2 separate regions of the Homo sapiens genome follow, and region 1 is linked to region 2. Evidence: chromatin loops called from intact Hi-C (ENCODE). Cell type or tissue: OCI-LY7. All regions are shown on one strand. Links, peaks and the distances in the headings refer to the core of each region. The heading gives the core; the rest is flanking DNA.

Evidence for each region. Hi-C counts contacts between places; a loop is a spot of excess contacts. Peaks named below come from ENCODE experiments on the same cell type or tissue, not always from the same donor. Only the 100,000 strongest peaks of a DNase experiment are listed, where the experiment ranks them.
Region 1: a loop joins it to region 2, with 7 times the contacts of the local background. A loop is called at or near these places in 16 of 110 quality-filtered maps.

What each region holds. Positions count from the first base shown.
Region 1 is chr2:10,375,642-10,381,019 of GRCh38, reverse strand. All of the region lies in intron 1 of HPCAL1 (hippocalcin like 1), which reads right to left. Among named protein-coding and RNA genes, the nearest start is that of SNORA80B, 69 kb to the left of the region's middle. In OCI-LY7, for the core only: no CTCF peak of the experiment used is centred there; DNase peaks (open chromatin) are centred at 799, 2,629 and 4,869; H3K4me3 peaks cover 2,141 bases; H3K27ac peaks cover 2,051 bases.
Region 2 is chr2:10,322,913-10,328,290 of GRCh38, reverse strand. All of the region lies in intron 1 of HPCAL1 (hippocalcin like 1), which reads right to left. Among named protein-coding and RNA genes, the nearest start is that of HPCAL1, 23 kb to the right of the region's middle. In OCI-LY7, for the core only: no CTCF peak of the experiment used is centred there; DNase peaks (open chromatin) are centred at 890 and 2,550; H3K4me3 peaks cover 1,446 bases; H3K27ac peaks cover 1,034 bases.

The DNA.
Region 1 (5,378 bases), core at 198-5,197, 53 kb before region 2:
TCCCACACTTGAACTTTCTTATCAGGGTGGTGGGCTGGTCTTCAAGCTGGAATAGAAGTCTCATTTAGGCACTCTTTCGCTTATTCAAAACATTCTTAATTGGACTCCTACTATGTGCCAGTCACCATCCTAAGATGCAGCAGAGAACAAGAATGATTCCTGTTTTCAAGGAACCCGCAGTGTGATAAGTGCCCAGGAGATTTTGCGGCCAATGATATGTGCCATAGGTGAGTGAGTGCAGGATGCCAGGGGAGTCCGCAGAAGGGCCTCCAGCCCCACCTGGAATCTGGGAAGGCTTCCCAGAGGAGGTGACATCTAAACAGAGACTTGAAGAGTGAATAATAGTCATGCAGAGAGAAAGAGAAAATGGGGAGGGGTGGGTTGTAGGGAGCAACCCTGCTAGGGACTTTACAAGAAGCTACACCCAGACAGAAGTAGCTCAGCCCTGCAGGAAGGTGGCCCTCTGTGGACACACCATGGAGGCCAGTGGGTGATGGCAGTCAGCACCCCCAGCTTTCTAGGCCTGAATGGATCACAGCTGGGGAGGCCTTTGGCCCAGAGCCAGAAGGCTTGTCCCAGCAGACTGGTCTGGCTGGAAAAATCCCAATTCAACAACACAAGCAGCGCACACCCACCCACACCCCTGCCCCAGCAGACCCTACATAAATAGTCCCCAGATCTCGTGGGCCCTGGTGTGCCCACTAAGATGGGGGCTGAGCCCAGGGGACATACATGTGGCTTATTTGCCAACCTGCCCACACACTTCCTCACTACCCCAGAGCACAGAAGCTGCTGTCTCCAGACCAAGCAAACCTTGCACACTTCTGACTGAGAGCTGCATTTGTTTTTCTTAATTGCGAATCTACTGTGGCCAAGGGAAAAGCCGCCCAACAATTGCACAACACACTCAGTCTGCAGCTCTGAGACGCAGGTACTCGTGCAATTAAATCTGTGCAGAGCTTTTCTGAAGTGGTTCTAATTCCTGCCTGGACCTCCAGATGGACTCAGGTCAGGAATCCACCTTCCCTAACAAGAGGGCATGCCTGACTTGGGGGAGCTTTGTCCAAAGTATTCATGGTTGGGCCACATCTGATTCCAGTTGAGGGGGGCTGCAGTATAGCCAGCATGGACAGACTAAGAAAGAGCCACTGGTTCTGAGTGTGCGCTCAAGCCTCTTCAATGCTATTGTCTCCCAAACCTATACTCTCATGAATGGACGACTCTATACTTAAACCAGAGTGCAAAGCCTGCCTTTAACCCTGTGAAATTTTATCTTATTTTCAGCTCATCTTTTCAAGCGACCAGAGCCTCTGGAATTTAATAGCATTCCAGTTTTGCACCCTTAGCCAATCTGATGTACATACCAGGGCTGATAAAGCAGATGGGGGAACTGCTGGCATGGTTAAGGCAAAGCCTATTGAGAGACATCCAGTGGTCATGGTCATCCCATCACTCAAGGCCTTGGAGGCCGGGCCATCGGACCATCTGCGCAGCTATCTAACTGTACCACTGCTCAGCTCCCATTGCAGAAGGGTCAGCCACGGCCATAGCTCCTGCTCATAGCCCAGCCCAGCCCACCAAGAAAAGGAGCCAGGCCTGTCCACTCCCACATCCATCCACCCTCAGGAGCCCCATGGGCCACACCCATGGGGTGTCACAAACACTTTCCCTCCAAAGTAACTTCCACAAGCAACACCTCGCTCATCCTCACAATTTTTCTGGGAAACCAGTTGTGAGGGACATTTACAAGCAGAAAGAGGGAGGCACGGGTTTTTGGAAAGCTGCAAGGCTGGACTTCAAATGTAGTCTTCGGAATCACGCACTGGCCCAGGTGGACAAATTTTTATATTTTTAGTAGAGATGGGGGTTTCACCATGTTGGCCAGGCTGGTCTCGAACTCCTGACCTCAAGTGATCTGCCCGTCTTGGCCTCACAAAGTGCTGGGATTACAGGTAGGAGCGACCGCACCCGACCGCAAATATTTTTAATGATACAGGAAATGAATGATATTGTCTTAAGTGGAAAGAAAAAGCGGGACCTGAAACAAATACATAGCATGACTCAATTACAGCATGAGTCTGTCCGCCTCGCTGTAAATGAATACTGACCAGAAGAAATGGACCCATATGTCTGCTGTGATGATCTCTGAATTGTAGGATTATGCATTATAATTGTTTCTGTATTTTCCACATTTTCTACCGTGAGGATTTAACATCTATAACCAGCTCAGGTGCCCAGCAAACAGCAGCCTCTCTCCAGTTCCTCCCTGGAACATGCAATGTGGTCATGGACTGAACGGCTGTGCCCTCTCCTCAAATGTGTACCCAGGCGCCCTAACCCCGAGGGCGATGGTGGTAGGGGGTGGGGCCTTTGGAAAGTAATTAGGTTGCGGTGAGGTCAGGAGAGTGAGGCCCCCATGATGGTATTAGTGTCCTTGTAAGAAGAGGAAGAGACTATAGTTTGCTCTCATTCCACAGGAGGACACAGAGAAAAAAGCCACCTGCAAAGCAGGAAGAGCCCTCCCCAGAACCTGACAATGCGGACGCCCTGATCTAGACCTCCCGCCTCCAGAGCTGAGTATGTGTCTGCATTTAGGCGGCCCGGTCCATGGAGCTTTGTTATGGCAGCAGGTGAGAGCTGAGGCAAGCACCCTCCTTTATCGGGACAGGAAGTAAAACTAACAGCTGCAACCAAATCTGTCTGGCCCTGCACAAGCCTTGGAAATATTAACTGTGTGTGCAAACGAGTCCCACACCTCCCTTCAAAGCAGTAAAAAAAAAAAAAAAAAAAAAAAAACATGAAACCACCTTTCTCTACTTTTTCTTGGGCAAGTAGCTGCAGAATCCTGACTCTGCAAGACGGCAGAGAATTCAGATGCTGGCACCATCCTTAGGGTCCCGCCATGTCCTAAACCCCATCAAGAACCTTAAACCCAGACAAGTTACCCCAGAAGAGCCAGTGTCATCCCATCCTCCAATGTCCAGCCTGTCGTGAGGTCACAGGACTGGAAATTACCGCCTTGGTCAATTAAGGCCTTCAGTCCAAAGTCGAAACGCCTCCCCGCCTCACCCGTGCCCTCAACCAGCATCTTCGCCGCCTCCTTGCACTCTCTGAAATGCCCTCCCTGTGCCTGCCCCGTCCCCTTGGTGGCTTGCCGCCCTTGAATACCCTCCCCCGTGCCTGGCCCCCCTCGGTGGCTCACCACCCTGGGGATGGGGATGGGGATTCTGGTGTCCCTTTATGTTTCTGTGTTCACTGTTCACACTGGACTCAGTTCCTCAAGAGAACACCCTCATAACCTTTTGTATCTTGGTGCCCGGCCAGGGTCTGCCCTCAGAGTGCATGCTCAGCCAGGGCTGCTCAGGAGGTGCCAGTGTGGGGAGGTGGGCAGGACACGGGAGCCAGGGGGAGGAGGGGGCTGCCGAGAGCTGGCAGGGGGCTTCAGAGGTGGCAGGGGCCCTGCCGACAGAGGGTGGAAGAGTGTGTGCGGGCAGACAGTGCGTGAAAGGACAGGGATGGGGGTGTGGTCGTGACACTCAGATGGCAGCAGGTGGGCACAGCAGGTGCCCGCGGCGAGTGAGAGTTGTTGACTGTACTGGTGTCCACAGAGTTGAGCAGCCGGCAGAATGCCAGTTACCTTTGCAAGCACTGTTCAGACACCTTTCCAGGTAAAGCACTGCTGGTGTGAAGCAGTGGAAAGGTGCAGCCTGGGGCCTGGCTCGGGGGCAGGGTTGCATTTGCTGCGGCTCCACTCAGCCGCCTTCCACCTGCCATTCGGGGCGGCGCGGCCTGCGTGGCAGCCTCCTCACACCTCTCAACAGCGCTTTCTAGAAGGATGCAGCCTCACTATTGAACAGCAGGATGTTCATTAAAGAAGTTAACGGTGCACACCCAGGAACAGAGTACTGCCTTCAAATTTGGGCCACAAGGGATGATTTTAATAACACAGGACAACATATCTGATTAATACAATACAGTATGTATTGTATTACATACATGTATTGTACTACACACAATACAATACGGTATGTATTGTACTACACACAATACAATACGGTATGTATTGTACTACACACAATACAATACGGTATGTATTGTACTACACACAATACAATACGCTATGTATTGTACTACACACAATACAATACGCTATGTATTGTACTACACACAATACAATACGGTATGTATTGTATTATATACTGTTACAATACAGTATGTAAAAATGTTCTGTTTATGGCAAACTTAAATAAAATATGCATTTTGTGACAGTCAAGAGATATAAAGGCTGGGGGCAGTGGCTCACACCTGTAATCCCAGCACTTTGGGAAGCCGAGGCGGGCAGATCACTTGAGATCAGGAGTTCAAGACCAGTCTGGCTAACATGGTAAAGCCCCATCTCTACTAAAAAATACAAAAATTAACCAGGTGTGGTGATGCACGCCTGTAATCCCAGCTACTTGGGAGGCTGAGGCAGGAGGATTGCTTGAACCCAGGAAGTGGAAGTTGCAGTGAGCCGAGATTGTGCCACTGCACTGCAGCTTGGGTGAGTGAGACCCAATCTCAAAAAAAAAAAAGAGGGATTTTTTTTGTAAAGTCAAGTTTATTAAGGTATACTTTACACACAATTAAGTTCATCCTTTTAGGTGTACAGGTCACTAAGTTTTGACAAATGTGTAACCATCAACATAACAATTTCAGCACAAGACTGAAATCTTTTAAAATTATGTTAATAAATGGCTATGGCTAATGTGTTAGTCTGTTTGCATTATTACAAAGGAGTACCTGAGACTGGGGAATTTATAAAGAAAAGTGTCTTAATTGGCTCACAGTTCTGCAGCCTGTACAGGAAGCGTGGTGCCAGCATCTGCTTCTGGTGTAGCTTACGATCATGGTGGGAGGCGATGGGGAGCCAATGTGTCACATGGCAAGAGTGGGAACAAAAGAATAGGGAGGTGACACACTCTTTTAATCGACCAAATTGCTCACTCATCACCAGGGGGATGGCCCAAGCCATTCATGAGGAATCTGCCCCCCTGATCCAATCAACTCCCACCAGACCCCTCCTGCAATGCTGGGGATCACATTTCAACATGGACTTGGAGGGGACACGCATCCAAACCACATCAGCTACTATAATTATTTATTGTCTCCGCAGCTACTCTCTTGAATTATGTCATTAATTTGAGAGTTTGTCAATCGATTCCTTCGGGCCGTAAGGGAGCCAGCACCTGCTGAGTGCCTACCATGCATAAGGGGCTGTCATGGGGCTGTGTTTGGTTTCACTTCTTCCTTCAACTCTCAGAGAAAGGTATGATCCCTGTCCCTGTTGTACAGTGAGGGAACTAAAGTCTGGAAGGTAAGCACCCTGTCCCAGGTCA
Region 2 (5,378 bases), core at 150-5,149:
GATGCATCTGAGCGCCAATGTAAATCCTGCCACCCAGGAGCTGTTAACCCTCAGACAAGTCACTTAACCTCTCTGGGCCTCAGTGTCCTCCTCTGTAAAATGAGATCCTGGCCATCACCTTCCTATTGCAGAGAGTTCCTGGGGATACAAAGGAGACCACACACAGAACCAAGTGCCACAGGCATGTGCCACTGTCCCCCTTGGCTGTCTTTCCGCATCACATAGGGCCAGGCCATTCCCACAGCTGAGCTACATGAACAGCTACACCATGAACAGCTTGTGGACAGAAATGACCTCAACTTAAGTCTTTTACACTTACTAAATCTAATGCGCCTTTATACATGAAGCTTCTGATATATCAGTCAGGAAATGAAAGTTATGGATCCGGGGCTAACCATAAATCACCCACTTATGAATGTATATGCAGTAAGTCATTAATGTTACCACTGTCTGCAGAAAGTGCTACACAGAGAATTCAGTCCCCTACAGTTTGGCTCTAAATAACTCCACTCTCTGCTGGAATAAGCCAAGGCTCTTGGCCAAAATTAAGTCCTGGCTGAAGGTAAGAGTACTTATACCCACAGATGACTATGGAAAATTGGTTCCCAACCTAGTCTTAAAATAAATACCAAATCAGAAAAAAAAAGCCATTGATCCCCATGTTAACAAAATAAAGGAACTAACACAAATGCAGTTAGTTGAATATATACTACGCTCTATAAAGTATGATATAATATACTTTAGGATATAATAGCTCATATAATCCTGACAATAGCCTTACCAGGTCAGTATGATTTGCATGTCAGGAAACTGAGGCTCCAAGAAGTTAACTGACTTGCCTGGGGCTCACAGGGCCAGGAAGCAAAGAACCAGAGTCTAATCCCCCACCTGACGCTAGCCACTCGGCAGGGGGCTCAAAAGAAGTCACTGGTATGATCCTTCCTGCAGGCCATCCATAACAGCTACCTAGAGAGTTACTTTACACATTCTGGATGACAGAACTACTACCTACAAAATGCATGTTTTGAAATTCTGTTTAACACGATCTGGAGCAATGCAAACAAGGCAAAGTTCTCCCACTCTTAGCTGTGGCTGCAAATCCCAGGAGTTGGGGGAAGGTGAAGCTGGATTCCCAGTAGCATCAGAGACCTCCCCACAGGCTCACTTCCTTAGGAGATGCTGCAGTGAAGAGGCACTTGTACTCCCCGCTAAAATGTAGGACCCACAGAAGAAAGTCAGGGTCACTTCAACATGCTCTGGCCACCTGGGAGAAGGAGTTCACTCTGGTTGGGTGACGAAGGGCTTCCGAGGAGCCGACACCCAGAGCTGAGCCAAAGGGACAACCGAGACAAAGAGCCGGGGCATGTGGGGCACAGCAGGGGCCCAGCTCAGCCAAATCTAGGGAGAGTGGAGGACAAGCGGCTGCCATGGCCAGCTGCCAAACGGGAGCCTCGGCATCTGTCAGCGAGCACCAGCCAACTTTCAAATGCACAGGGAGGGAGAAGGGGGCACTCTCAGATTCTGCCCAAAGGGACCAGTCACACCCACACCCTGTGCTCATGAACGCTGCTGAGGAGGAGCTTGAGGACCAGGGGCGCTGGACAGAAATCCCTCCTCATGCAAGGGGCTCAGCAGGTCTCCAGCCAGCTGAACACCTCCTCTCCTTTGATTCCCACCTTAACCCAGTCTGCTGGCTGGTGCAGGGCAGCCTCACCTACCTTCACAGCTGAGAACAAGGGGCTCATGGCACGGAAGCGGAAGGCAGGCAGGCCAGCACGCACCCCAGGCGGCCAATTCCCCCCACAAGTCTCCAGCCAACACTGCCTGCCCCCACCTCACCTCCAAGGAGCAGCCAGCCAAGGTTCTGAAGCAGGCCCAGCCACAGGGCTCCTGCCATCTGCTTTAGAACCTGTGATGCCAGCCTCCTTCAAACACACTGAAGCCACCTCCCGCCTTCTGTCACCTCACTGGGGCTGACTGGGCAATATCTGCCTGTAGCCCCTTGGCCAGGGACCCCTTGAGGCAGGGAGATCTCCCATCTGCCCTTATTTTGAGAAGAAACCCTAAGAGAACATGGCTAAGTTAACGAACGTTTACCACCCACCCCTCTTCCTTCTGGGTTGATTCTGTCTGGGATGCCTTTGTTCACCAAGCACCTAACAGGCATGAGTACCCTGAGATGGTGTCGAACCCAGAGAGGATGACGGACAGGCCTGACGAACACCATCCTTGAATCTCATGGCCCTCTGCAGCCTCGTGGGCCTCACTTCCAAGCAAACACTCCATGACTGTTCAGTGGCTTAAATGTTAACCCAACAGCCTATTTCCTGCATAGAGTTTTTAAATCCCCAACTGCTTCCTCATTTCCCAACAACTTTCCCCCAACACAGTGGAAAAAGGCCAGCGGCTCCCATGCAGCAAGGAAATGGCCATGGTGCCCAACAGAGGTGCTAATTGGCCGCAGCTGGGCCTGGGACCAGCAGGACCGAGGTGCAAAGACACCTGCAGCAGGTGCTCCCGGGCTTCTCCCAGCCAGGAAGGCAGATGTTTAAGATGAAGCACCTGCAGCTGTGGCTTGTGACGTCTTAAAGCCATGACTGCATTAGCAGTTCCCTCTGCAGGGATGCCCTGAAATAAATATCAAGGCAGCTCTGGCCCGGTGTGGGGAAGCAGGGAAACCGCCCTCCAGGGCCTGCTTAGCAGGATGCTGGCGAGGAAGGTTGCTGGAAACCTGCTCTGAGCAGGCCTCTGCAGAAGCAGGCAGTGGGGACAAGCAGAGAGGCACAGGGAGAACAGTGCCACCCTGGCCTGGCACTGGGGACCCCCACCAACGCTGGCACTGCCGCCTTGGAGCCCTGAGACTAGGGACAAATCACCCTCTGAGTCCCGGTGTTCTCGTCTGTAAAATAATGATAGCCTCAGAGGCTGGGGCTGAAAAATAAGTAAACTTAAATGGGGATGTGGGAGAGCACACCTGTGAACTGAAAACCCTGCAAAAATGTAATTACGATGTCGGGAGGATCGCCTGAGCCCAGGGGGCCAAGGCTGCAGTGAGCTATGACGGCACCAGTGTGCTCCGACGGCACCAGTGTGCTCCAGCCTGGGCCACAGAGCGAGACCCTCTCTCTAAAATCAAAAACCAACTAAAACAGCAACCCGGCTGGGCACAGTGGCTCACGCCTGTAATCCCAACAGTTTGGGAGGCCAAGGTGGGTGGATCACTTGAGGTCAGGAGTTCAACACCAGCCTGGCCAACATGGAGAAACCCTGTCTCTACTAAAAATACAAAAAAAAAAAAAAAATTGCTGGGCGTGGTGGTGCAGGCCTGCAATCCCAGCTACTCGGGAGGCTGAGGCAGGAGAATCACTTGAACCTGGGAGGTGGAGATTGCAGTGAGCCAAGATCATGCCACTGCACTCCAGCCTGGGTGACAGAGCGAGACTCTGTCTCAAAAAAAAAAAAAAAAAAAAAAAACACAAAAACCAGCAAACCCAATATTGCAAACAAAATGTAAAAACCAATAACAACCCCACCCCCAACACAAAGCAAAGCAAACACCCCCTCCCCCAGCAGGTATTCACTAGCCACTAGCCAAGAGGACCCAAGAACTCCCAGTTTCACCAAAGGTCTGCTAGAACCGGTAAGGCAGGACCAGGGGTGGTTTCCTATCATTTGCATTTCCCCAAAACATAGGCTGAAAACCAGCCGGCAAATCAGGAATCCCCAAAATTTTTTAGCAGAGCAGCAACTTTTGAGAAGTGCTGAATGGCCACAATATACTCACAGCTGTGCAATGGCTATCCCCAAAGCGAGGAAACTGAGGCAAAAGGGGAAGGGACTGTCTCCCATGGTCACAAAACTGGTAGTTCTGGCTGAACCCCAGTTTTTGCTCACCAGGTCTCCTGGCCCCAGACCTGACTCCAGAGAACTCCGTCCCCTTCCCTGAGAAATGACATCACTGTTAGCCTGACCTAAGGAAGAATTCCCAAATAACAGACCACTTACACAATAGAGCTGTTGTCATGGTAACCACAGCCTTAACAACTTTGGCATTTCCACAACCTCTGATTGATCCGGTTCTCAAAACTGACATGACAATGAAACAGTATTTGCATTTAATTTATTTTAATTGGCTTTTACATAAGGAAATGTCTGGGTTTCACCCTTAATAACAACAGGATGAGTGAGTTCTTAATAGTGGGACCCTGGAAAACAGCAAGATGAAAGCCAATCATTTTAAATTTTCATTAACTGGAAAAATTCTTAACTGACTTTCTTGAAGTACATTTTACTTAATTCTCCTTCCTTTTCTGAAATGACAAGAGCTTTTGCATGGTGAAGTACATCCTTTAGACTACGTTCTTGTGCCACATTTAGTAATGGGAAGACTAGAAAAATCAGATGTTCCAGATGTTTCCATGAAGTAGCCAGTGGAAGTGTATATGGAAGTTCCGACAAGACGCAGATTTTTGTTGTTGTTGTTATTGTTTTTTAAATGTCTCCCCAGTGCCTGGAAGAATCCCTGGCATACAGTAGGCACTCCATAAATATTTGTGGAATGAATGGATGTGGGCTAATTCTCATTACCTGAGGTCATGCGTATAAAGCAGTAGGACAGTGCTGGTCATTTGAGCTTTTATTATTTTCATTAGAGTGAGGCGCAACTGGTGCTTACCTAAGGTAGTACACCACTGGGCTGTGAGAGATGGGGCCAGCTCCAGGGTAAAGGGTACAGGTTGGGGAGCCTCATCTGGGGCTGACACCTGTAACTGCCTCAGTCACCCATTGTCTTCAGCAATCCCACCTAACGTGCGCCCACTGCCAGGGCCAGGTGCAGGCCTGGGGCCAGATCCAGCATGAAACAAAGCTGAATGGGAATGTGTTTGGCCTCTGCTGGCCAGGGCACTCTGTCTACTGGAAAGGAAGGCTTTTTTACGCCATTCCCCCTGAAAGGTGCTCTAACACTGAAGTTAGGGTACAAGAGGCACAGGGGACAACTGAGAAAGGGGAGCAGCCAGCTTGAGAGGCTGGACGGGAACCTGCAACCAACGGTTGAGAGCGTGGAGCACCGTGACCCCATGCATACACGCTGGGACTCCGTGGGGAACGCGTCTGGGGAACCGGGGGAGCCAGGTCAGAGAGTTGTGCTGGAAACATGCCATGAAGCGGCCAGTGGTGGTGGCTGCAGCACAGTCATGGTGGACCTCAGGGTCAGCCTGGGATAGCTGAATCCTGATGCCCACCTGAGAGACCAGCTTAACACGATGGAGGGACAGGAAAGCAGAAGGGGGCAGCGTGTGTCCCAGGCTTGCCTGCTGTCTGTCTGTCAAGAGCCCCCAGGGATCTATCTGGGGGACTTGGGGACAATGTTGGACATT